6 separate regions of the Mus musculus genome follow, and regions 1, 2, 4, 5 and 6 are each linked to region 3. Evidence: chromatin loops called from intact Hi-C (ENCODE). Cell type or tissue: heart. All regions are shown on one strand.

The links. Peaks named below come from ENCODE experiments on the same cell type or tissue, not always from the same donor. Only the 100,000 strongest peaks of a DNase experiment are listed, where the experiment ranks them.
Region 1: it touches region 3 in a loop (8-fold over the local background); 36 of 42 quality-filtered maps call a loop at or near these places.
Region 2: it touches region 3 in a loop (2.1-fold over the local background); 3 of 42 quality-filtered maps call a loop at or near these places.
Region 4: a loop joins it to region 3, with 11 times the contacts of the local background. A loop is called at or near these places in 5 of 42 quality-filtered maps.
Region 5: it touches region 3 in a loop (5-fold over the local background); 29 of 42 quality-filtered maps call a loop at or near these places.
Region 6: it touches region 3 in a loop (9-fold over the local background); 18 of 42 quality-filtered maps call a loop at or near these places.

What each region holds. Positions count from the first base shown.
Region 1 is chr1:73,824,783-73,828,782 of GRCm38, reverse strand. All of the region lies in intron 6 of 6030407O03Rik (RIKEN cDNA 6030407O03 gene), which reads left to right. It overlaps Gm29183 (a long non-coding RNA gene), which reads left to right and starts at 1,702. Exons shown (of 6, transcript XR_001778996.1): 1 at 1,702-2,896. In heart, a CTCF peak has its summit at 2,272 (motif pointing right); a DNase peak (open chromatin) is centred at 2,282; H3K4me3 peaks cover 297 bases; H3K27ac peaks cover 2,101 bases; H3K27me3 peaks cover 441 bases.
Region 2 is chr1:73,514,621-73,518,620 of GRCm38, reverse strand. No RefSeq gene overlaps it. Among named protein-coding and RNA genes, the nearest start is that of C530043A13Rik, 13 kb to the left of the region's middle. In heart, no CTCF peak of the experiment used is centred here; DNase peaks (open chromatin) are centred at 1,980 and 2,650.
Region 3 is chr1:72,863,833-72,867,832 of GRCm38, reverse strand. Igfbp5 (insulin-like growth factor binding protein 5) reads left to right here. Exons shown (of 4, transcript NM_010518.2): 2 at 3,753-3,982. Among named protein-coding and RNA genes, the nearest start is that of Igfbp5, 9.0 kb to the left of the region's middle. In heart, a CTCF peak has its summit at 1,833 (motif pointing left); no DNase peak of the experiment used is centred here; H3K27ac peaks cover 727 bases.
Region 4 is chr1:73,734,854-73,738,853 of GRCm38, reverse strand. The region is part of intron 6 of 6030407O03Rik (RIKEN cDNA 6030407O03 gene); the gene reads left to right. Among named protein-coding and RNA genes, the nearest start is that of Gm29183, 90 kb to the left of the region's middle. In heart, a CTCF peak has its summit at 1,564 (motif pointing right); a DNase peak (open chromatin) is centred at 1,553.
Region 5 is chr1:73,273,168-73,277,167 of GRCm38, reverse strand. All of the region lies in intron 3 of Gm29185 (a long non-coding RNA gene), which reads right to left. Among named protein-coding and RNA genes, the nearest start is that of Gm31344, 89 kb to the left of the region's middle. In heart, a CTCF peak has its summit at 2,467 (motif pointing right); no DNase peak of the experiment used is centred here.
Region 6 is chr1:73,616,995-73,620,994 of GRCm38, reverse strand. It overlaps 6030407O03Rik (RIKEN cDNA 6030407O03 gene), which reads left to right. Exons shown (of 9, transcript NR_045311.1): 8 at 571-799; 9 at 2,329-2,614. Among named protein-coding and RNA genes, the nearest start is that of C530043A13Rik, 89 kb to the right of the region's middle. In heart, a CTCF peak has its summit at 2,251 (motif pointing right); no DNase peak of the experiment used is centred here; H3K27ac peaks cover 335 bases.

The sequences.
Region 1 (4,000 bases), 960 kb before region 3:
TAACACTGGCTCTTCTGATACTTCTGATATTGCTCGTGGGCAGGCACTAAGTGGTGGAGAGTGGTAAAGGCTGCCTGGGTGCATGACTTTCCTGCCAGGAGGGGGCTAGGCTGAGTGACCTCTCCTGGAGCCATGCTGATGATTAGAGGCAAAGAGAATTACATCCCCACACAGGAGGGGCAAGACTCTTTTGTATCCAGCACAGCTGTAGTGGGCTGGGCTGGGATGTATCACTTCCCTCTGTCTGCATAGGTAAATACCCACAAACTTACTGACAAAAGCAATAGTCTTCTGTTTAGCCTGTGAGTCTGACTTAGAGCTGGCAATCTGGATGGGCTCAGCTGGGGGGTTCTACAGCCCTGGGTTGGGGTTCCTTCCTTAGCTCTCAGCAGTCAGTTGCCAGGTGGTCTGGCCTTACCTGCTCTCAGGTGGCAGAGGCTAGGAAGAACCAGTTTTCCTTGTTTATTCATCTTTTTAAGGGGTTTGAGCTGGGGTGGGGTTGGGGGTGGGGGTGAGAAGCCCCTTGAAGCTTAGACTTGATAATGGCATGGCATCACATTTAATCTAAGTCAGTTGTAACATAAGATCAAAACGTCTAGACTACACATAAAGGCCTCGTACACTAGGGAGGGTGGAGAAGGCTGGCCCCTTTTACAGTTTGGTGCTGGGGGTATGAGTTTTGAGCTGATATCCAAAGAGCTTTCTAAGGAGCTGAGCTGTTTTGCACAGGTGCAGATGGACTTGCCAGCCCCCGCCTGCTCTAGACAAGGAGCGTGTGTGGCTTCTCCAGTGAATGAACGCCCCCCACCCCTGGCCTCCCAAGGCCTCCCTGCTCCCCAGTGTTGATTTAACTAGAGATTTATTCTCAACAATCCACAGTTGAAAATCTTCATAATCATGGACTCGAGAGAACGGGAGGAGTGTCCCCAATTCTTCACTGTACCAACGTTGTCATTGTGCCTCTGTCATCCTCAACAAGACACCCTCAGCTTCTCTTTCAACCACCATCACCCCCACCAGGCAGGGCCTTGCCTCCTACCCAGCACAGCTGCTTGTCTGAGTTCTGTTTGGTTAGCTGTAGGGAACAGAAGAGCGAGGACGTGTGTCCCTAAAGGCAACGTTTGCAGGACTTTGCTTTATCTTATAGTCTTTAAAGAGGAATGCACTGGAGAAGAAAAAGGAAGTAGCGAGTGCACAGTTTTCAGAGCGATGCAGGCCCAGGCAGAAAGTAGAAAATGAGAGAGGCCAGTAGTCCAAGCCCAAGTGGGTTTTCTGGGATGGAGACATAGTAAACTTGAGCTCTGGAGCCGGAGTCAGGCAGGAAGTGGGCTTGGCCGGCCTGGGGTGCCTACGCTGCCTGGCAAACCATCCCTTTCCAGGCTCTGTCTTCCCAGCTCCCTTTGGAGTCCAGCCCCTCTTCACCCTGGGAACAATGCTGCGGTGTGTTGAGACTTTTGTGATGGCTGAGAGAAGAAGAGAGAGAAAGCTGGTCAGGGTGATGGTGTGTGAATCGCTCTTGTCACATGCTCCTGCCAGCTGCAGCAGCTCCTGAGTCTGCACAGGGGGTCATGAAACTATGGACCGACCTGAGCCCATGCATGGAAGCTGGTCAGCCATCTGCAGGAGGCGCTGCTCTGAACTACACAGCATGGAAAGGGCAGGCCATTGGGGCGTGGCGGGGGGGGGGGGGAGAGGGTCTGTTGCCAGGGGGCGGGGTGAACACACTCAAGGTTCAGGGAACAGATACTGGCCTTTGCTGTCTCTTTCCTAGGTTGCTGTGGAGCCGATGCTCAATGCTTCTGGAAGCTCAAGGGCCTTGGGCTCATCCCTGAGATGAGGAGCGTACTCAGGCAGGATGTGTTTCCGTCAGCCTGGGGCTGTCCTTGAGGACTGAAAAATGTCCCCAAGTTATGATGTGCCATCTTATTCTAGTGCAGAGAAGGCGAAGTGAGTCATGCAGGACCCTGAGTGCTCTGGGTTCTAAGCACTGGCTTTGGAATGGGAAACTAGAGACGCAAAGGCTGGCACGATGCAGAGCGACAGACATGGAGTCCCGACTCCATGGGGTGGGGGTGGTGTTTGGTGCCAGGTCTGTGTTGCTTGAAGACAGAATTAGTTTCTGAGGGTGGAAGTAGCCCTCCGTAACTCCCCATATTTCTGTTTCACCTTAGAAAAGGTTTGGCCACGTGGAGGTAGGAGAAATGGAAGAAACCCTGTGGTTCACACAAGGGTCTTAGTGTGACCCATCCAGCCTCTATGCCTTCTCTCATCCGACCACCAGAGGGCAGTGTGGTACTGTCGGTGGAACTGCTGCCTCCGTACCGTTTCTTTCCTCTCCAGTGCTTGGCTCTTAATCTTTTAAAACCAAAGCTGCTTAGGCACAGCCTTGCCTGTCTGAATGGCATGGATTAGACTGGCACTCTGGGCCCCTGTGCTGACAGAATGCTCCCTGCCCTCCGGCGTACTCAGAGAGCTTCTCAACTCTCACCTCTGTTCCATGGGCCCAGCAGCCGAAGGGATAAGGTCTACAGGAGGGTGAGCTAGTGTAAATGGTTTTTAAGATCCATTCTTATCTGCTTCTTGAGCCAGCTTTGAGAGTGGACGGACTGCTCTAGCCGATTAAGGAACATGAGACATCCCCACCCTCCTCCCCCATCCGTGATTGACTTTCCCCTAGGGTTGATGGGGAGGACTCTGTTTTACTAGATTCCTACCTGCACAACCATGGCACGTCTCTTCTCTCCAGAAAGCACGTTTTCCATCAGTAAAGTGAAGGCGTTGGGGCCTTATGGTCTGAAAAGGCTTGGAATGGTAACCTTCCCTATGTTTATGTTTGGACTGTTTCCTTCCAATTACAGGTTAGCTGATTGAAGAACAAAGCTTTGAAGGATGAGAGGTACTCACTCTAGGATTCTAACTAGGAATATAGGCTACTGTCTGCGTTGCCATTGTTCGTCTCTCTATGAGGTACAACTTTACCCCCATCTAAGCTCAGGGCAGCGAGGTCAAACCACACCTCTCATGTGATGATCGGTTCAGATGATGGGGGAGCATCACCCGTGTGTGCTCCCCCTGTGTGCTCCATAGGGCTCCAAAACCTCCCTGTTATCTGCCAGATGCTGGGGGCACAGTTCGTCTCCCAGGGGGCCCTGTTCTTTTAGCTAGGTCTTTCCAGCACCCATTCATACATAGGCCCTAAGTTTGAAGGCAACACTGAACCCTGAGTCTGTCTTCCACAGAGATTCAGGAATGTCACTCACTCCTTTTCTAAGCAGAGGCCAAAGGAGAGGAATACTCAGGGAGAGAGTAAGCAAGGTAAAGAGAGCTTGAAGACCAGGATGGCCTAGAACATCTGTAGCTACCTTTTATTTTATTTTATTTTATTTTATTTTATTTTATTTTATTTTATTTTATTTTGAGGACTGTGTAGACTCTAGACAGGAGGCACCTCCAACCAGGTGAAACGATAAACATTCCCATCTTACAGGTGGAAAAACCAAGGGCTGGAAAAGCTGAGTCTAAGACTACACAGTTCAGTAGAACATGGGTTGTGTACACCCACCTCACTGTTCCGGCATGAATCTCTCTCTCTCTCTATGGAAAGGGAGGTCCTGCCTTCTTAAGATTAGGAATGTGTGAGAAGCCGAGGTGGAAATTTTGCTTTCGAGATTTTCCCAGAAAGCAGGGGCAGCATGTCCCTCTGCTACTCATCTGTCCATCCCAGCGTCCTCCAGGCAGGAAGCTGGCTGTGCCTGCAGGCCCATATCCTCACTTGTCTGCCAGATGCCCCACAGGACTGCTGGTGTCTCAGGAAGCTGAGGGAGCCGACACCTGGCAGAGGTCAGAGACTTATTCAAGACCCCACAGCTGTTTGGTGACTAGCCTGGGATAAGAGCCCAGGTCTCTTTCTGGTTACAGTGTCCTGTTCACCGGGACAAGGCCCTGGGAACAGACCAGCCTTGGCGGGAGCCTTCCCAGCTAGAGAGGTCTCAGCTTTCTG
Region 2 (4,000 bases), 650 kb before region 3:
TCCCCTTTAAAAGGGGTAGCTGATTTGTCTACAGCATGTATTTCCCTCTAGCATCTATTTCATAGTGCACCTACTATGTGTATGAAGCTGGGACTTCAAGGTGGGTCTTTTACATTCTTTCAGAAATGTAATGCTTATATAGAATCATAGAACACACACACACATACACACACAAATGTTGTCTTACCATTTTCTTAATCTTTGTTCAAAATCTCTATCATTTCCTTCTGTTTTGGACTTTGACTTAAATTTACTGTTATATTTTTCATTTCTTCTTTTAGCTTTTGCTTATAAATGTTATGCATGTGCATGTGAGTGTGTGTGTGTGTGTGTGTGTGTGTGTGTATGCAGATGAGCCCATATATGCGCATACAAAGTCAAAGGAAGATGTCTGGTGTCTTACTCTGTCACTCTCCACCATATTCCTTGGAGACAGAGTCTCTCACTGAACAGGAAGTTCCCCATGTCAGCTCGGCAGGCTGGCTAGTGTGCTCCTGGTGTCTTCCTATCTCTGCCCCCTGACAAAGGGGTTATAGGCACGTGTGGTCATAGCCTCCTTTCTTATGTAGTTCCAGGGAATTCAAAGGCAGTCCTGTGCCTGTGCTCCCTCCCAGGAAGACATCTCTCAGCTCTGTTCAAGTTGCTCAAAGATGGAGCTAGCATAATTGCCTTGAAACCAGTACCCTATTTTTCTAACATAGGCACTGGGTGCCACATAATTTCCCAAGAGTTAATTTAACAAAGCACAGAGCACAGTATTCTAAAGGATGAAATACTTGTAATCACAATAACAATTTAATCGGGATAGAATCCCCAGGCCAGGAGGCCTTCCTCAGAGACCATTCACTACAGCTGTGGGGATGCTCTGACTCCTGTGATGCTTCTCCTGTCCTTCTGGAAGCAGTAAGTTCAGAAGATAGACGTCAGAACAAAGGAATCTCCAGGGTCATACAGCAATTCTTTACTTATCTGTCATTTGTATCTAGAGTTCTTTCGGTTTTCCTTTCCCCTTTTGTGATTTTTCTCTGATAATCTGACGATCAAGATTTTGATAATTCAAGTATTACTATTATGTAAATATACAGGAGACTGGAGATAAAGGGGATGTCTTTCGGTGAGGTGAGCACCCCCCCTCACTGCCCCCCAGGAAAACCGACATGGAGAGGACATTGCAGTGAGCACCGAAAGCAGGGAAAGGAACCAGCCAGACAAGGAGCAGATACCCGCAGGGTTTCAGAACAGCAAGTGCAAAGACCCTGAGATAGGAACACAGGGATATAATCTATAAAGGAGAAACACAAAGGAAATTTGTTCTGACTTCTATCTTCTGGTCCTACTGCTTCCAGAAGGACAGGAAAACCACAGTCAAGGGAGTCAGGGCATCTCCACAACTGTCCTGAACATTCTCTGAGGACCGCCCCTGGCCTGGGGATTTTATCCTGTTTAATTTGTGACAGTGTTTCATCCTTAGAACACGGTGCTCTGTGCTTTGTTAAATTATCACTTTTGTGTGCTGCTGGGAATTGAACCCAGGGCCTTCACACATGCAGGCTACCACTGAGCTCCAAACTTAACCCAAATTAAATTCTTTATCCCCTGAAAGTTTGCCACGAGAAACCACTGGATTGCCTTTCTCCTTGGGTTTTATTTTATTTTATTTTATTTTATTTTTAATACTCCAAAGAAACTTCCCAGATTGACCGCAAATAACTGATTCATATCGAATCCATTTCTTTGCTTTGCTGTTGCCTCCTTGAATGGGTTTCTTTGATTCGTGGTGACAAGATTAAACTGATAAATCATGGACACAATCTGGTGCCATCCGTTTTCAACTTTATTCTTTTTTCGACGCCAAGGGTCTGTGATGGAAAAAGTTCCTCAGAAGGCCACAGCTGGCTCGCTCCTGCTCAGCAGCGAGTTAATAAAACATCTGTTGAAGAGCCTCCCTTTCCCTCTTCTCCCCAAGCTGCCTGGCTGAGGACCCGTTCTCTTTATCTCTGAAATCTTTTCCTGGATCTCTTTTCCCCCTTGGCTCTACAGACCTTTCATCGCCTCCCTCCACATGGAGTGATTCACAGCATTTGTGTTTCTCTTGAGTCAGCCTTGGGAAAGTCTAGAACAGGCCCTGTCTTTTCACCAGCAGTGGAGACCGGCTTCTGGGCTGTAGACTCTCACTTCATCTTCCGGGACAACATGGCTTCTTATGGGAGAGAACTTTTTCGTGGCCCTCAGTGCCAACCAAGGAGGTGGCTGGGTAGGATCACTCAGATCAATACTGCATGAAAGAAACAAAGTCTATCCTATGTGTGAGATATTAAAGGCAGAACCATGCAGTCCTGTACTGTTTTTTGGAGGAAAGTCCTTGGCAAAGTTTTTCTGATTGGTTCTGTTTCTCAGTTGTTCCAGTCAGGAACCCCATCCAGATGAAGAAGGGACAAGCAGACTCTTCTCTACCGTGATGTGTCAGCCAATGAAGGAGCAGAATCCATCCATCGTGTCTTTTACTGCTCCCTGGAGCAGGGGGAAGAACTAACTCACTTTCACTGAGCCACATTTAATAGTGGGTGGAGTGACAGTGTTTAACGCTATGCACAGTTCGCACATGGTCCTGTTTCTGAGCTCCTTGGCTCTGACTTCTCTCTGGGGAATTGCAGGCTCATAGTCTTGTGTCTTTGCCTCACAGTCAACTCTGTATGGTAAGCCCCTTTGAGTCATATCTCTTGGCTTGGAAGCCATGGATGGAGGATGGCCATCTTTGTGTCTTCCAGTTGGGTCAGAATGCACCGCCAATCTCTGTTTCCTTGTATCTTCACTGCAGGGAGCTAAGCAGATGAATGCTCAAAGAATGTAGGCTTAAGATGAAGATCTGAGTAGGTGAAGCAGGAACCTTATAGATCTGCTGAACTATATTTCCAGAACTCCAGGGAGTCTTTTGCTTACACCTATTTTCACTTCTGGTATTCATGCCTGAGAAACTTAGATGTGTCAGATCCAAGCACCCAAGGAAGTGAAGATCCAGAAAGATCCAGCTGCCTCGCCTTGTGTCACAGACACGTGGTTAAGCCCACCAACTTCACATCTGTCCCTGAGTTATTTGAACTGTGGCATTATATATCAATGGCATCTTTTCTGCTTAAGGCTGGCAGAGAAGATAACACAATGAAGGTATTAAAATCATGGCTACATCTTTGTGCTTAAGAAGCACTTTGTGATACTTAATCTTGACTGACAACTTGTTGGAATTTAGAACCACAATAGGAACAAGTCCCTGGGCCTGTGAGAGAGCGAGGGATTATTTAGATTAGGTTATTGAGGTGGGAAGATGCAAGGTACTTACCATTCTATGGACTAGGATCCTACACTAAATAGAAGAATTCCACCTGAGGGTAAGCCTTCTCATTTATGATAATGAATGCAGTACTGGCAACCACCAACCTTAGGCTCCTGCTGCCTTGACTTCCCCATCATGATGGGCTAGATCCAGGGACTTTGAGCCAAAATCAACCTTTCCTTTATTAATTTGCTTCTGTTGAGTATTTTGACCCAGCAACAAAACAAGTATCAAACACGTGTTCTTTTGCTGTTACTTGGAATTACCCATTCCGAAGTCTTAGACGATAGTCCCAGGAATGAATTCATTCCCATCCAGGAGGGACTAATTGAGCCATCAGCTACACATCCTTTCATCTAGATGACCTGATTCCTTTCTCCATCCCTGTTTATCACCCTTGGCACAAAGGCTGCAGATGGAAGGGTGATTCTAGTTTGCTCTGAGGAAAGTCCCACGTGTGTTTTGTTTCCTGCCACACTATGACAAAGACCTCACTTCATGTCTTTGTGACCAAATCTCTGTAAATTGCAAGATCAGAATGTATTGAGCTAGGGGTACTCAGAGTCCTTGTGTCGTTTGGGATGTGGCCAGGGCAACTATGGGGTCTGAATGTTTTCATTTTACTCCTGCCTTAATGCCCTGCCTATTTCTCCCATTTCAAAATGTCGC
Region 3 (4,000 bases):
CCCTGGACACTCCCTCTATTGCTGACCACAGTGAAAAAGAAAATGGGATCTTCAGGAGTGAGCCTGGGGCCAGGCAGATGCTGCTGTGAGCCAGTAGGAAGGCCAGGGGACACTCCACAGCCTCTACCCAGAGCCCCTCCTCTTTCTCTCTATATGCAAATGCACCCACACAGGGCAGCTGAGCTAAATAGCACCCATCTGCAGCTGGAAAGCAGTGAGACTTGGGGAGTCTGAAACACAGCTTACATTTGGGTGGATTGGGGAGGGGGGGACAATGAGCAGCCAGATTCTGATTCTCCCCCAAGCCTAGCACTGCAGCAAAGAGCAGGAGGCTGCCTGTTGGCTGGGAAACAAGACAGGACACGGAATGGGCAGAGCATCTAGCTGACTATTTTTGTCCTGATGGATGTCTTGGGCCAGTGCTATCTAGTGGAACTTACAGTGATGATGAAAGTGTTCTATATCTGTACTGTCCAGCCCAGTAGCAGCCAACGTGTGGCTGGGGAGAACTGGAAATGAGGACCTCTGGGTGTATTATCATTATTATTATTATTATTATTATTATTATTATTATTATTATTATTATGTATTTGTTCATTTAAATGCCACATTGGCTTCTGGATGGCACAGCCTCAGCCAAACAGAAACCTCACACACCAGGGGCACCTTCTTCATGGACTGCTTGTCTCTTCACCTTCCTGTGGCAAAGTAATCATGCTCTGAGGCAGGGGCATGACTCAGATGGCCTCCCCCACCCCACCCCCCACCCCAGCATCCGTTAAGCTATAAGTTGCCCCATTTATATCACAGAACTACTTCTCGGCTGAACTTCTCTTTGCAGATTGTAAGTGGCCTATTGGGCCATGAACTCCAAGCTTAGCTGGTTTTCTGATGGAAGAGAAATCATCACAGATAAGTCTCCCCCAGACTTCTGTTTGTGAGGACAGGTCAAGCCAGCATCCAATAGCAGCCCAGGATCAGGCTATTATTCATGGTGCCAGAATGACAAGAAGCCCAGGGTGGAAAGTAATAGTTCCAGTAGCAACAGGTCCCATTGGATTCATCTATTAGAAGGACTAGGAAGCAAGGTTGGATGGGAAGGCATCCTAAGAACACGTCTTCATATGTTGGTAAAGAGCCAGACGTCTACAGGAAAGCATCGGCAGCCAGACTGTGTGCTTAGAGAGGTTGAGCTTGGGTAAGGTGTGTGCATGGTGCTGTAGTGCTGTGTGCAATGCTGCCCTTCCTGGGGTGTCTCAGCAGCCATAAAGCTGTGCCTGTTCCCAGGGAGACGCTGATGTACCCATGGTCCTAAGTCATGGGAAGGGGGGGATGAATAGATCAACATTCCTGTGACAGAGTAGGCACATTACAAAGCTGGAGCCGTAGCACAACATACATCAGAGGAAATACCAGAATATAACACCCCTGTCTTAGGGTCTTTATTGCTGCAATGAAAAACCTTAACCAAAAAGCACCCCACGTTTCTCATCCTCTGCAGAAACCTTCCCAGCAGCATCTAGAGGGAGGAGGGTGTTGGGATGTGTTTCTCTTCTCTTTCTAGTCACTATAAAGAAGCAACACTCTGCCACACACAACTAAGACTTGCTCGCGCAGTCCTCCACTCCTGCACAGTGCTCCTTTGTCGTCCTCCCCCCCCCCCGCACCTTCTTAATGCATGCTGCAAGCACACAAAGAGGGGGAAAGGATTGATGGGATTCCCAAACTAGTAGGAGGGGGAGACAGCCAAGTGCCAGCTTTTAACCTTCATCTTCCCTGGAAATGTGCACAAATTGAGCGCCTTTGGTCTCCTGCGCCACCTACTGGCCACCTAGAGGTATAGCCCTGCTTGTTTCTAAAAGCCTAGGTCCTGGTGTGTCCTTCAGGAAGCAACACCAAGAACTGGGAGGCAAATGAAAATTTTAAGCCTGTTCTTCACAAGCAAGACGACTGAAAATTAGGGGAGAGGAGACACTCCCAGGAGCCTAGACTTTGCTTAGTGAGTCCCAGAGTTTGCAAAAGTTCCTTAAGGAAAAACATCAGACTCTACTCTTCTATCTGCACAGAACCCCCAAACTAGACATGCCTCCTCCTGCATCCTGTCCTCCAAGTCCACAACCCAAAAAACTGGGTTCACCCCAAATACGGTCTATTAACCCCTAGAGAGATTCCTCTTTGGACAGGCAGCCTGGGATTTGGCATCCCGGCAGGTTCTGATACCGTAGAGTCAGGCACTGGGGGGGGGGGGAGGGGGTGCAGGGGGAGGGCTGATATCCCCACAGAGAGTTTGACTCAGGGAGAGCCCGCCCCAACACTGACAGGTACTCCCACCCCTCCCCTTCCTTTCTTGTGACTACTCGCCCAAGCCCATTACCAATCAGGATTAATGAAAACCCCTAGAGGCTTCCTCCTAGTAGGAGCCAACATCTAGTTCATTAAGCTTGACACGCCCTAGAGGAGCAGATGCTGGGTGTGTGGTGCCGTTTGTTCTTCTAACCAGGTGAGGCCTAATCTCCACATGCCTCCCCGCACTCACACCAGATCTTCATTTGGGCTGGGAGCTTGGAGACATTCCACAAAGTCTTCTTCTCTTTCCCTCGCCTCGACTTTGTTGGATTCTCTCCCTTATCTTTCACATCTGAGATATGCAGCTACCATCATATCTGAGGTATCTGAGGACCGGTGGGTTTTCCTTCACCCTGCTTAATTAATTTGAGATATCACAAAGCCCTCCCTCTCCTTTTTGAACATTTAATTAGGAAAGGTGATGGAGCCCAGTCCTCCACCCCTTTCTGACCCTGCGTTTGGTCTTGTGGGTCATCTGAAGCATGGAGACAGCCATCTAAGGTCTCCCCACTCATGAAGGTTGCAAGGTCGGGGGCTGAGAGGAGACCGGGGGCACCTATGAGAAAAGACCTTACTGGAAATATGTGCTGAGATGGGCTAGGCAGGTGGCGTTGAGAGAGTAAGAGACACATGAACAAAGTCCTACTTCTTTTTTCTAAAGGTCCTAAGTCAGTTAAGTATAGACTGTCACCAAGTATAGTCACCAAGTTGCTCCTATGGATAACTGGTCTGGCCCCAGCCAGCTGTCAGCCCCTCTCAGACAGGGCTGAGGAATGCCCAGCCTCCAAGGGTCCAGAGCACAGCACAAGGCCAGTTGGGAGCCACTGTAAGAGGATGAGGCCTCTGTCTTCCATCTGCTTCCATTTGTTCCTCTCCGGGGCCCACATTTCTGCCTCTCCCATCTCCCAGCCCTCACCACAGTCCCCCTGCCCCCTCTACTGCTCCTGTCCCTGGACACCCAGGTCCAAACATCTGTCACCCCTCAGCCCAGCTGTTCTGAAAGTACAAAGACCTCTTTAAGCGGACGGACACACTTGGCTGTTCTTGCCTATGTCTGGACTGTGCCCTGCTTTCTTCCCTTGGCCCAGCTCTCCAAGCCCTGACTGCTTAACCTTCTGTCTCCAGCCACTTCATCTCTCCTGAGCAAACTGATTTACATAACCTTCACCTGCTTTGAGCCTTGTCCTGTCTCCTTCTCTAGCCTGCCCATGTGTACTAGTGAGGTGTAGTCAAGAATACACCCCCCACCATGATGTCTTTTCCCCGCCCCCTCTTGCTTTCTTAGACCTCATCATTGGATCTCTCTGAGTCTCCATGACTCCTCTGACCCGAGTCCTCCCAGTTCTGGTCTCTAGACACTGCTCTCTGGCCCCAGAAGCTGATTCTCCGCCTCCTTCTCCCCACAGAGAGAGACTCTCGGGAACACGAGGAACCCACCACCTCCGAGATGGCTGAAGAGACCTACTCCCCCAAGGTCTTCCGGCCCAAGCACACTCGCATTTCCGAGCTGAAGGCTGAGGCTGTGAAGAAGGACCGCAGAAAGAAGCTGACCCAGTCCAAGTTTGTGGGGGGTGCAGAGAACACTGCCCACCCCAGAGTCATCCCTGCACCTGAGATGAGACAGGAATCCGAACAAGTGAGTCTCAGGGGCTTC
Region 4 (4,000 bases), 870 kb before region 3:
TGGTTAGACTTGAGCCCTGCTGAGCAGTGTACTAGCATTTGAAGAATGAGGGTAGGTAAGTTGAATCTTTTCTTCTGCCATTATGAAAACTTCAATTCCATGAGGACACACTCAAATTAACCATATAATTGCCAAACCATGCAGTCACAGAGACCAGGGACCAATTATTGACCCTACACAAGGCAGAGCTGCTGGGTTGTATACCACAGACCAGGCATCCTGTTCAGGGGTAGGGAGTTCATTTACAGATACAAGAGGTAAAACTCATCCCTTGTCAGGACGAAACAAGATTGCTTTTTACACAATGTCTGGTGCGTGAATTGGTTCTGGTGCTAGATGGAGAACAATGCTTTCTATTTTTTCTGACTTTGAAGTCTCAGCCTTAGAACATTGCATAGCTGTTGTCCTCTCTCTCAGACCTCTTACATCTCTTTGCACAGTTCATGATACATAGTTAGCAATTCTGTCACCATTTGAATGTTCATGCCCCATCACTCTATGCCCCATCAGGCCATCCTGGAATCCCTAGCCCTGCTCCACACAGCCAGGCACATCATAGGCACTCAGTAAGTGATTACTAGAAGAATAAGAAATATGTCTTGCACAATGTCTCTATACAAAGGTCAAACAAACATATCCTAGGCCTTCCTCAGTCTTAAATCCAAATGCTATTCGCTACCATGAGAGAGAGAGAGAGAGAGAGAGAGAGAGAGAGGACTAGAGTGGGAAGAGGAGCTTACATTGTCTTACACCATGGACCATCCAGCTCTCATGACCATAGACTCCCTGACAGGTCAGGAGACAAGTGGAACTGGCTGCTGATGGGCACTATCCATGACAGGTGAGCCAGAAGGCCATCCTAAAGAAGTAGGGAGCCATGCTATGACCCTCATCTGAACTGTGGGTCTTAGGACCCCTCTGGAGGCTCTTAGGGGAGATGCAGAAGATTGTGTAAGAGTCACCCCAAGGAAGCCAGGTAGAGATTGATGCCTGCAGAATGGAATGACTTCTGAAAGCTTGATCTGGCTTTCTCAACTGGGGAGAACTGGAGAGAGGCCACTCACATATCTAAGAATGCTGAGACTAGAGCTGAATGTGGAGAAAGACCAGGGAGTGGGAGGTGATCACTTTCTGAAGGAGGAGAGGGAGGAGGGAGGAAAGGGGGAAGGAACATAGAGAAAAACACTGGAGTCCCTGCCAGGGGAGAGCTTGCCTCCAGGGAATGCTCTGACTCCAGAACTTAGGTGAGATCACCATTTTCTCTCTGGTGACTCTCTAAGGTAGGACCACTCAGGAACGCACAGGATGCAAAAGCAGCAGAGCAGCTGGGATAGGGTCCTGTGGGCCTACATCTGTACCCAGGAGGTGGGGATGTTCTGCAGTCCTCTGTGCACCTTCCCTGCCAGGGGAGAACTTGCCTCCAGGGAGTGCTCTGACCCCAGAACTCAGGTGAGATCACCATTTTTCTCTCTGGTGACTCTCTAAGGCAGGACCACTGAGGAGTGCACAGGATGCAGAAGTGGGCAGAGCAGCTGGGACAGGGTCCTAAGGTCCTCCATCTGCACCCAGCAGGTGGGGCTATTCCACAGCCCTTTGTGCACTGGGCTTGCCAGGAGAGAGCTGGTCTTCCAGGAGTGCTGACACAAGCTTACAGACTCACAAGAGGAACAAGCTCCAGCCAGAGGCAGCAAGAACATCTAACACTAGAGATTACCAGATGGTGAAAGGCAAATACAAGAATCTTACCAACAGAAACCAAGACTACTTGGCATCATCAGAACCCAGTACTCCCACCACAGTGAGTCCTGGATACCCCAACACACCAGAAAAACAAGATTTGGATTTAAAATTATATCTCATGATGCTGGTAGAGAATTTTAAGAAGGACATAAATAACTCCCTTAAAGAAATACAGGAGAACACAGCTAAACAGGTAGAATCCCTTAAAGAGGGAACACAAAAATCCCTTAAAGAATTATAGGAGAATACAGATAACCAGGTAGAAGTCCAGAAAGAGGAAACACAAAAATCCCTTATAGAATTACAGGAAAATATAATCAAACAGGTGAAGGAATTGAACAAAACCACCCAAGATCTAAAAATGGAAGTAGAAACAATAAATAAATCATAAAGGGAGACAACTCTGGAGATAGAAAACCTAGGAAAGAAATCAGGAGCCATAGATGTGAGCATCACCAACAGAATACAAGAGATAGAAGAGAGAATCTCAGGTGCAGAAGATTCCATAGAAAACATTGATACAACAATCAATGAAAATGCAAAATGCAAAAAGATCCTAACCCAAAACATCCAGGAAATTCAGGACACAATGAGAAGACCAAACCTAAGGATAATAGATTTAGATGAGAAGGAGGATATTCAACTTAAAGGGCCAGTGAATAAATTATAGAAGGAAACTTCCCCAACCTAAAGAAAGAGATGCGCATGAACATACAAGAAGCCCACAGAACTCCAAATAGACTGGACCAGAAAAGAAATACCTCCCATCACATAATAATCAAAACACCAAATGCAAACAACAAAGAAAGAATATTAAGAGCAGTAAGGGAAAAAGGTCAACATATAAAGGCAGACCTATTAGAATTATACCAGACTTCTCACCAGAGACTATGAAAGCCAGAAGATCCTGGGCAGATGTCATACAGACCCTAAGAGAACACAAATGCCAGCCCAGGCTACTATACCCAGCAAAAAATCTCAATTACCATAGATGGAGAAACCAAAGTATTCTATGACAGAACCAAATTTACACAATATCTTTCCACAAATCCAGCCCTTCAAGGGATAAAAAGGGAAAACTCCAATACAAGGAGGGAAACTAATCCCTAGAAAAAGCAAGAAAGTAATGTTTCAGCAACATGAACATAATCCCAACTCTAACAACAAAAATAACAGGAAGCATCAATTATTTTTCCTTAATCTCTCTTAATATCAATTCACTCAATTCCCCAATAAAAAGACATAGACTAACAGACTGGTTACAGCAAACCCACCTCAGGGACAAAGACAGATATTACCTCAGAGTAAAAGGCCAGAAAACAATTTTCCAAGTAAATGGTCCCAAGAAACAAGTTGGAGTATCCAATTCTAATACCGAATAAAATTGACTTTCAACCTAAAGTTATCAAAAAAGACAAGGAGGGACACTTCATACTTATCAAAGGTAAAATCTACCAAGATGAACTCTCAATTTTGAACATTTATGCTCCAAATGCAAGGGCATCGACATTCATAAAAGAAACTCTACTAAAGCTCAAAGCACACATTACACCTCACACAATAATACTGGGAGACTTCAACACCCCACTCTCATCAATGGACAGATCCTGTAAACAGAAACTAAACAGAGACACAGTGAAACTAACAGAAGTTATGAAACAAATGCATCTCACAGACATCTATAGAACATTTTATCTTAAAACAAAAGTATATACCTTTTTCTCTGCTTCTCATGGTATCTTCTCCAAAATTGACCATATAATCTGTCACAAAGCAGGCCTCAAAAGATATAAAAATATTGAAATAATCCATTCATCCTATCAGATCACCATGGACTAAGACTGATCTTCAATAACAATATAAATAATAGAAAGTCCACATACATGTGGAAGCTGAACAACACTCTAGTCAATGATAACTTGATCAAGGAAGAACGAAAGAAAGAAAGAAAGAAAGAAAGAAAGAAAGAAAGAAAGAAAGAAAGGAAGAAAGAAAGAAAGAAAGAAAGAAAGAAAGAAAGGAAGAAAGAAAGAAAGGAAGAAAGAAAGGAAGAAAGAAAGGAAGAAAGAAATTAAAGACTTTTTTAGAGTTTAATGAAAATGAAGCCACAACATACCCAAACTTATGGGACACAATGAAAGCAGTCCTAAGAGGAAAACTCATAGCCTTGAGTGCCTCCAAAAAGAAACTGGAGAGAGCATACACTAGCAGATTGACAGCACACTTAAAAGCTCTAGAACAAAAAGAAGCAAATTCACCG
Region 5 (4,000 bases), 410 kb before region 3:
TGATAGCCACTTCCCCAAATCAACACAATTTCTAGCTGTATTCTAAATACTTATACCCATATATAAGCATAACTCTCACCCCTCATCAATGACATGTGGCAGATACATTGTAAGGGGAGCATCATGGGAAAGAACAGAAAGAAAGGACTGGGCTGCAACAACCTGAGTGCTGCCCAACAAATCGCCATATCTCTTTAAAGTTCAGTTTCCACGTGAAAAATGAGGGTCTGTGGGGATGGGGATGGGGGTGGAGGGGATGTGGAGTGTGTGTTCAGGGTTGATTCCTAAGACTGTTTAAACACTTTGCGTTTTGTGACTATGCACAAGACCATCTATGCCCTCTCCAAAACTTCAACATATTTTTCTCTTTTAAGAAACCATCATTCCACATCTCTCCAGCGAGGCAGGAATGGTATGGTACGAAATTATTTGTGCTTTGATTCATTTTACAGAGTTCATATCCAGTTCCCTCGCATGTCACGCCAAGTTCATCTTCTCATGTGTTTCAAGAAAGTCCAGGCATTTGGCTGAGACAGAGAGCAAATGCCTCCTATTAATGTGTGACAGAGCCGTATGGAGAAAAACACTCTCTGCTTCCCATATGGCACAGCTGACAGGGCTGGAGTTCCTGTGGCTGTGAAATGGTTCCCTGACCAGGTGGGTGGCTGATTTCACAGGTTGGTGACCATCCTGTGTGACTTTCCCAGGGAGAGCCAATGCAGTTAGAATTCTTCTGTTATAGCTAAGGGCTGTCATCGGAGCTCCAGGTCATGGGCTATTGATTCTTCTGCCAAGACGCAGGTAGGCAAGTCACTGAGAGGAAAGTGAGCAAAAATCCAAACCAGCATTTCCTTAAGTCCAAGCGTTAGCCTTGTAAGGATGAATCAACTTTTACCAAAGGAGACTGTCTTCTCCAGCCCACCTCAGTCTGAAGGGACGAAGCGTGGTGTAGCTTTTTATGAGGAGGCAGAGCATCCTATGGAAAACAGTAAGTCCAAACAGCAATCAAGGCTAAGAGGTCTCAAGACTTAGATTAGTTTGGGTCCGCATGAGTTGTGCTGGGATAGCTGTTTCCTTCCAAGGTTTATGTTAGAGTTCCCAAAGGAAAGAGATCATAGCACTGAAAAAGTGTGAGGAAAACCCAAGTCATTCCGTAACTTTGACATCATTCCACTTCTTGAAAAGAGTAGTATCAAACTGGAAAGTCATATGTGTCATCTCCACTGCCTTGTTACCAGCTAAAGTTGAAACCAATGTCACTGTCCCTATAACTAGGGAGTAAGAAGCCATCACTCTTACTTTTAATGAATGCTCGTCTCAATTTTTTTTTTAATTCATTTCTCAGTGCTGTGAGTAGTGGGTTTTAGTAAAGGTGATTATATGGTCACTGTATGTCACAGGATCAGAATTAAGCAAATGCACACAGCTCTCCATTCTGTGAGCTGACTCTAGATGCAGCTAGGCATGGAGGTATAAGAGGTTTGCTGTAATGAAAAGCAGTTAACAGACAATAATACAAGGGAAGATGGATTATGCCAATGGTCCTATTACAATCTAGAAAGGCAGAAGCTGAAAAGTTATCAAAATGGGTTTGCATGAGCCATGCAACTTCACACATATGTGTACACATAGACACACACGCACACACACACACACACACACACACACACACACACACATTATGATTTCCTGGAGGTGGCTATGATAGTTATGAATGTAAAATGCACCAGAAAGGTTCTGAATTGAATACCCGAGATGACTTAACACTAGAGCTATTTGATCAGCACCAGAAAGATGTTCTCAGATAAACTTGTGAACCCCCTAAAAGTTTAGTAATTTTATCAAAAATAACATATTCCAATGTACTGGACTATTTACACACCCCAACCAGTCCATTTTTTCTTGACTAACAAGGGACCAGAAGCCCCACTGTCATACAATGCTGATCACCAATACACTATTCTTTATGGTAGACCAACATCTCCAGCATCCATCTGTGGTTCACTGGAGCCATTTAGGATTTGCTCCCATGAGAATTATTTTCAGCTTTTGAGATCACTTGTCCTATTACTCTAATTTTCTTGCTTTCAGATTAAATATGTGAAATTACTTGGAACAGAGTCAGACTGGGAGCCGGTGAATGCGTAAGTTCAGACAACAGTGAATAGACAAAATGGGGGTTATTGTCAAGTTGGGGGAGAGGTTTTGAACATTGATTTGGCTTATACTGTGTATGGAGAGTCCAAAGGTCCTATTAAACTCCTACACTCAACTGATCTGCACACTCCAAAGGTCCCTTAGTGGCTCAGAGTACAATGAATTTACCACCACTGGGTAAGCTCTATAAGAGCATTGTCCTGTTCTTAATGGAAGAAGGCAAGCATTATTTTTGTGCTTTGTAGCAGCATTTTGAAATCTGTGATCCTACTAGTAACGCCAAAGCTCAGAACGCTCAGTTTGAAATCCACAAGAGGGCACTAGACCACCATATGGGTCTCACTCTCCAGAGCACCTGAAGCACAAAGCAAGGCTTGGTGTTGGCATTGCCCTGAATTTGATAGCAGTAGACAGCCACATAAGTAGTAGGTCTTCAAGTCTGAGTCAGAGACACTCTGTAATCATGGATGATGTTCAAAGCTGACCATGAAACACACACTCAGTTGGCATGTGTAGGTTATGCTAATGTAGGTTGTGCATAAATTAGTATGCATAATGTAGTATGCATAACTTTCACATACTACTTGAAAAATAATGAAATGGAGTAAGGTCCATCCCCATAGTTCTAAGAAAAAGTAGGGTAGTATTTAAGCTGCAAGTTTAAAAAGGTGCTGTGGACAACAGGGTAGTAGAGATCAACAGGGGGTTAGACAGATGGGAGCCTTTCACATCTGCCTTTGGGAAGCCTCATAGTCAGGGAGACTCTTTTGGCCACAAGAGTCTCTCAAATCTGACATTTACACTGGGCATCACCCAAGCTATTCCTTTTCTCTGCCCTTGAAGTGCTGTAACCTCACAAGCTTTCTAGAAAACTGGTCTCAAGCTAATGAACGTACACTTACAAACCTCTTATAACACAGACATAGGCTGTATAATTAGCTTTCCACTTGAAAACAAGGGCAAGAAATTCAGTCAATAGATTAGTTTGAGTAAAATCAACAAACAGATTATTGGGGTCAGTGAAGAAGTATCTTTCCAAATTCAAAAGAGCCAATCATGTTAGCTCAGCCAAATGTGAATCAGGGAAAAAAAAATCAGTCAAGAATGTGGCTCTGGAGAATGGAAATCACATCTAGGAATGAAGACTTGGGTTTTCTTTCATTTCATTTTTTAACAGTTACATTTAATATCATAAAGGGGAAAAAAAGGACTCATGATACCGTAATCATGGAGAAGATACTCTTTTCTCTAAAGATGGTGCATAGGTGATAGAGACCGAGAGATAGACTTAAGCTGGGGCTCAGAAAAACATTATTTAATAGCAGCAGAGTCTCTTGCAGCATCAAAAACAGTGCAAAGGTGTCCTTTTGTTAGCATTTTTCTGATTATCTCTTTGGAGACAATGAATGTATGAGTAATTTCATATAGTCAATTGAAATAATTAAGAGACACACTCTCCATCCCGAGGTTTTATAAGTTATCATCACTCTGAGGTCTTAGACCAATGGCCTCCAGGTTGTTTGGAGTTTGGTTGGTTGATTTGCTTTGTTTTGTTTTCATTTTTTTTTTAAAAAGAAATGCATATGTTTTATATGTGTGAATACAGTGTGTTATTTTTCTGAGTTTACATTGAATGAAGGAGCCCTGTGTCTCTGGCAGACATGTCCTGTTTTTTTTAAATGAGAACCTCTTCTGTCTTCTTATCTTTCTAAATGCAGACCCCAGTTTCTTCAAGCTGTAACTCCAGTCCTTTGTCCCACTCTCAACTCTTGCTCTCTGGTTCCACCCACACAGTTCTCTCAGGAGCTGATCTCCTTCTGGCATTGTCCCTGGGGTAATGAAT
Region 6 (4,000 bases), 750 kb before region 3:
CCTGGTAGTGGTTTAACAATAGACTAGCATTACACCTGGCTCCATTCTAAGTGGTAAACGCAGCCTGGTCCCCGCCATCTTTTGATGTATACATTCCTTTTGTTTTGTGTCACTGTAACTTAGTGGATGTGTTCGCCTGGTTTCTTGTTATTCTTCTGTATAAAAAGTTTGATGCTCGATTTGACAAATGACACTCAGATTCAACACGCTCTCTCGCCGACTCTATGCCCATCTGTCCAAGACTCTGATTCCCATAGACTGGGATTGAGGAGGGCCCACTGAGTCCGGTCTGTGGCAGCTAAGCCAGAGGAAAAAAAGCACCCTATCTGAATTTTGGTGTTGGCCCATCTTCCAGGGCAACAGGTAGCTAGAGAAAACTGGATGGGATCAGGAATCTGGATTGAACTTGGACTGGTGGGGGTGATGAGTGTAGGTAAGGGAACCACCATATTTGGGCATCCCGGTGGCTTACAGATCTGGTATTTTTTGCCTCTCATTTCTTAGTCATTTCAGCACATCTTTCTTCCACCACTCTGCCAGATGTGTTCATCTCTATGTCTGTGTCTCTAGGTTTATGCTGACCTGGCACTGCTTCACCCAGCATTCCAGATGCAAATGCGGAGAATGGAGAGCCTGCAAGCAACTGGATGGCTGTAGTTTGGAAATAAATAGCCCTGGAGCCGGGATGCTCCTAAAGGAAGCCTGTATGCGCTCAACTTGGTGGATGCTGAAGTGCTGGGAGTCCTGAACAGGTGGCTGAAAGAGCAGCTTGGTCTCCCAACCTTGATGCCTCAAGAAGGTGTGAGTTCCTTTGACCACTAGAAACATGGATCTGTTTAACACTGGGCAAGTGCCCTTTCAATGCAAAGCAAATGCATTGCCAAAACTGGTGAAAGACCTTGTGGAATTAATCGTCTGTGGTATTGTGTTTTCAGCCACTCCTTTAGCCACATGAGAACGAAGGATTTAATGTAAATATACATTATTAAGCAAGGATGGTTATAGTGACCCTGAGTGCTTTCACATTTAGCTCTGAAGTTCTCCCGACTCTTTACTGTTTTATTTTAAATTATGGTCTCCTCTAGGAAGGAGATATTTCAGTAGAGTGGGAGTTGTTTTTAAGGTTGGACCCTGAGCTGGGAGGGGCATGGAAAAGAGGGGAGGAGGTCAAAGCCATGGATATCTCCTTGGACTTGGTGAGTATTGGGAGTCTGAAAGGGAACATGCTGACCTTATAAAAGAAATCCAGTGCAGAGGAGTGGCAACTCTTAACTGAACTCTCACTGGTTAAAGGCTGCAAACAGAACCAACAGAGACCCCAGTCTTCTTTAAAAGGCTTGGCATGAGAGTCGATATTTACATTTTCCTGAGACCATGTTAAGACAGGGCATGTTTTCTTTCAATATTTTCTTATCGAGTTATGAATGCAAGCTAATTTCCTTTGTATGCACGAGGTGGAAAGCAGAGGCAAAGATTGTTGAAAACAGAAGACTGGGTTCTGCTGCCTTACCTGAAAGATACAAGTGTTCTTTTACTAAGGGAGAAAATGGGTGTCTGGAGGAGTTAAATGATGGACTCAGGGAGACTTGAAATATTAAGGATAAAACTGGCTGGACACCAAAGGACACAGCTGTAGGCTTTATTAGTTACTAATTCTAAATGTTACTCTTTCTTGTGTTCAAAACAGTTTCAAGAATCCTTTGAATCAAAAATAGACTTCCAGATATTCATTTGCCCCCTTTCCTCTCCCCTCAAAATACATACACTCATATTACAATACAATTAACAGTAACTTCAGATAACATGCAAATAGAAACATGTACTTCAGGTCTCATGGCTTCAGAATGTGTAGGTAGAACTCTGGATAGAAAGCTAAAGAGAGGTATGGAGACATCACCGTACTGTGGCAAAACTTCAGATAAACTGAATCTTGGAAAATGAAGTTTCACACCAGAATGAAAAGTAATATGTTGGGACCTGGTCACCCAAGAGCTCTGGGTTTAGGGTATGGAACAAGAGAACCTGGCTGTGTGTGGAGCTGGACTGTCATATGAGAAAGGCACCAATTATGTGAGAGAGGAGGTCATGTGACAGAGGTGCAGTTGGGGGCTTCTTAGTGAAGAACAATAAAGAAGTGTCCTATCAAACAAAAGCGAATCTCAAAATTGGAAGACTGGCTGCCACCACCCCCTCCACCCTGCCCTAGGTGCCCTCAATAAAAGAAAAGCAACGTTTTCACCCCAGAAGAGGGCACTCTTGAACCAGGAAATGTTTCAGGCACCTAGCTGGACAGCTGTGCTGACATTCATTTGTGTTAAATTCTTACAGGTACACAGAAAATGGCCGTCAGCATCCTTACAGAGTCACTAAGAAGACAAAATTGGAGCATCAAAGCCATCCAGGAAGTGAAAATACTCCAACCTGGGTCACACACAGAAAGCAGGAGAAAACTTTAACATGTATCCTGGCTGAATCAGTGTCTAAAAGCAGCATTTGAAAATATGAAACAAAAACTTTAAATCATTAGTTGCAAAGCTCAGAACAAAAATATCCCACAACATCCTTATATACTCAAGAAAAATGTGCAATAAGAATTGAATAAACTCTGGAAAGCAATAGAAGGAAAAAATAAATAAGATAAATAAAAATAAATGCTATCTTAGTACCCAAAAGACCCCAAATATTATTGGATATGAGGAGCATGAGAGAGGTTAACAGAATGGAGATAAAGCAAAGGTGGGAACAAAAGTCATATGGAGACCACGTGCTAGACATCAGTCCCAGAAGTGTCTAAAGCAGAAAACACACAATGAGAAATAACACGTACCTAAAACTACAGGCTACAGTGAATTTCTATCAGGAAATGAGGATCTGAAGCCCCATCTTTAAGGATTCACAGTACACTTTAAAAAAAAAAAAGCCTGGCATGGTGATGCCCAAGACTGGACTAGGAAATACTAAAAGAGAAACGACAACAGAAACCCAGATCTCCATGGGGGGAAAAAAAAGGACCAAATGTGCTGCAGGGGAAAGAAAATGAAGCTTCTTCATAGTGCATCCCAAAACAAAAGGAAACGAGGATATAAGGAGCTTCCCACATACAGACCCTGGAGAAGGCTGTACTTATGGTCCCTCTGCAGGGCTCAAGACTCTAGGGTAGTCTTCTATTGGGAACAATTTGTTGAATCTAACTAGAGCCCTAACAAAAAACTGACCACTAAAAACTGACCACATGTCTTAGAGTGTTCAGGTTTAAACAAAGCAAAACACTGTCGTCTGAGTAGGTTAAAAGCATGTGAAATGACATTCTCACAGCCATGGAGATGGCTAAGTCCAGACGGAGGTGCTACTGAATCGAATGCATTGTGAGGGTTCCCCTCCTTGGCTGTATCTTTACATGGCGCCAAGCACTAGCTATCTTTCTGGCAGCCTCTTCTATATGGGTAGAGCCTTAGCAACCTAATAATCCTCTAAAGGCTTCCTCCCTGAGTGTTATCACCTTGAGGTTAAGATGCCAACTGAATTTTTCTGGGGCATAAGAATTTGGTAAGTACTGGGAAATATTGTTAGTGAGAAAAAATTGTTTCTAATGCTCCAACCTGAAAATTACCAAATGCAGCATTTCTTTGTCTAACAACCATTGCAAGGAAGCATGAGCAGAAATTGCAGGATTTCTTACGGCAATGACAGAATGAAAAGGTTCCCACCAGAATTTCTGGTGTATAATTACAGCAGTGATCTGAGGAGAAACCAAACCCAATAAGAAATAGCTCAACAACCTTAGCTCACAATTCAAAGATCTAGGATTATAAAGGGAACCAGAAGAAGAGAACACAGGAAAAGAACTAACAAAGGTAAGAGGAGAAAATTCTGTGCTAAGAAACAGCAAAAAAGAACAGAACTAAGAAAGAATCAAAACTCTCGAGCCCTGGATAGGAAGAATGAAGTGTAATTGAGCAATACAGAGAGCAAAGCAAACTATGCAAAACTTCTTAAAGTA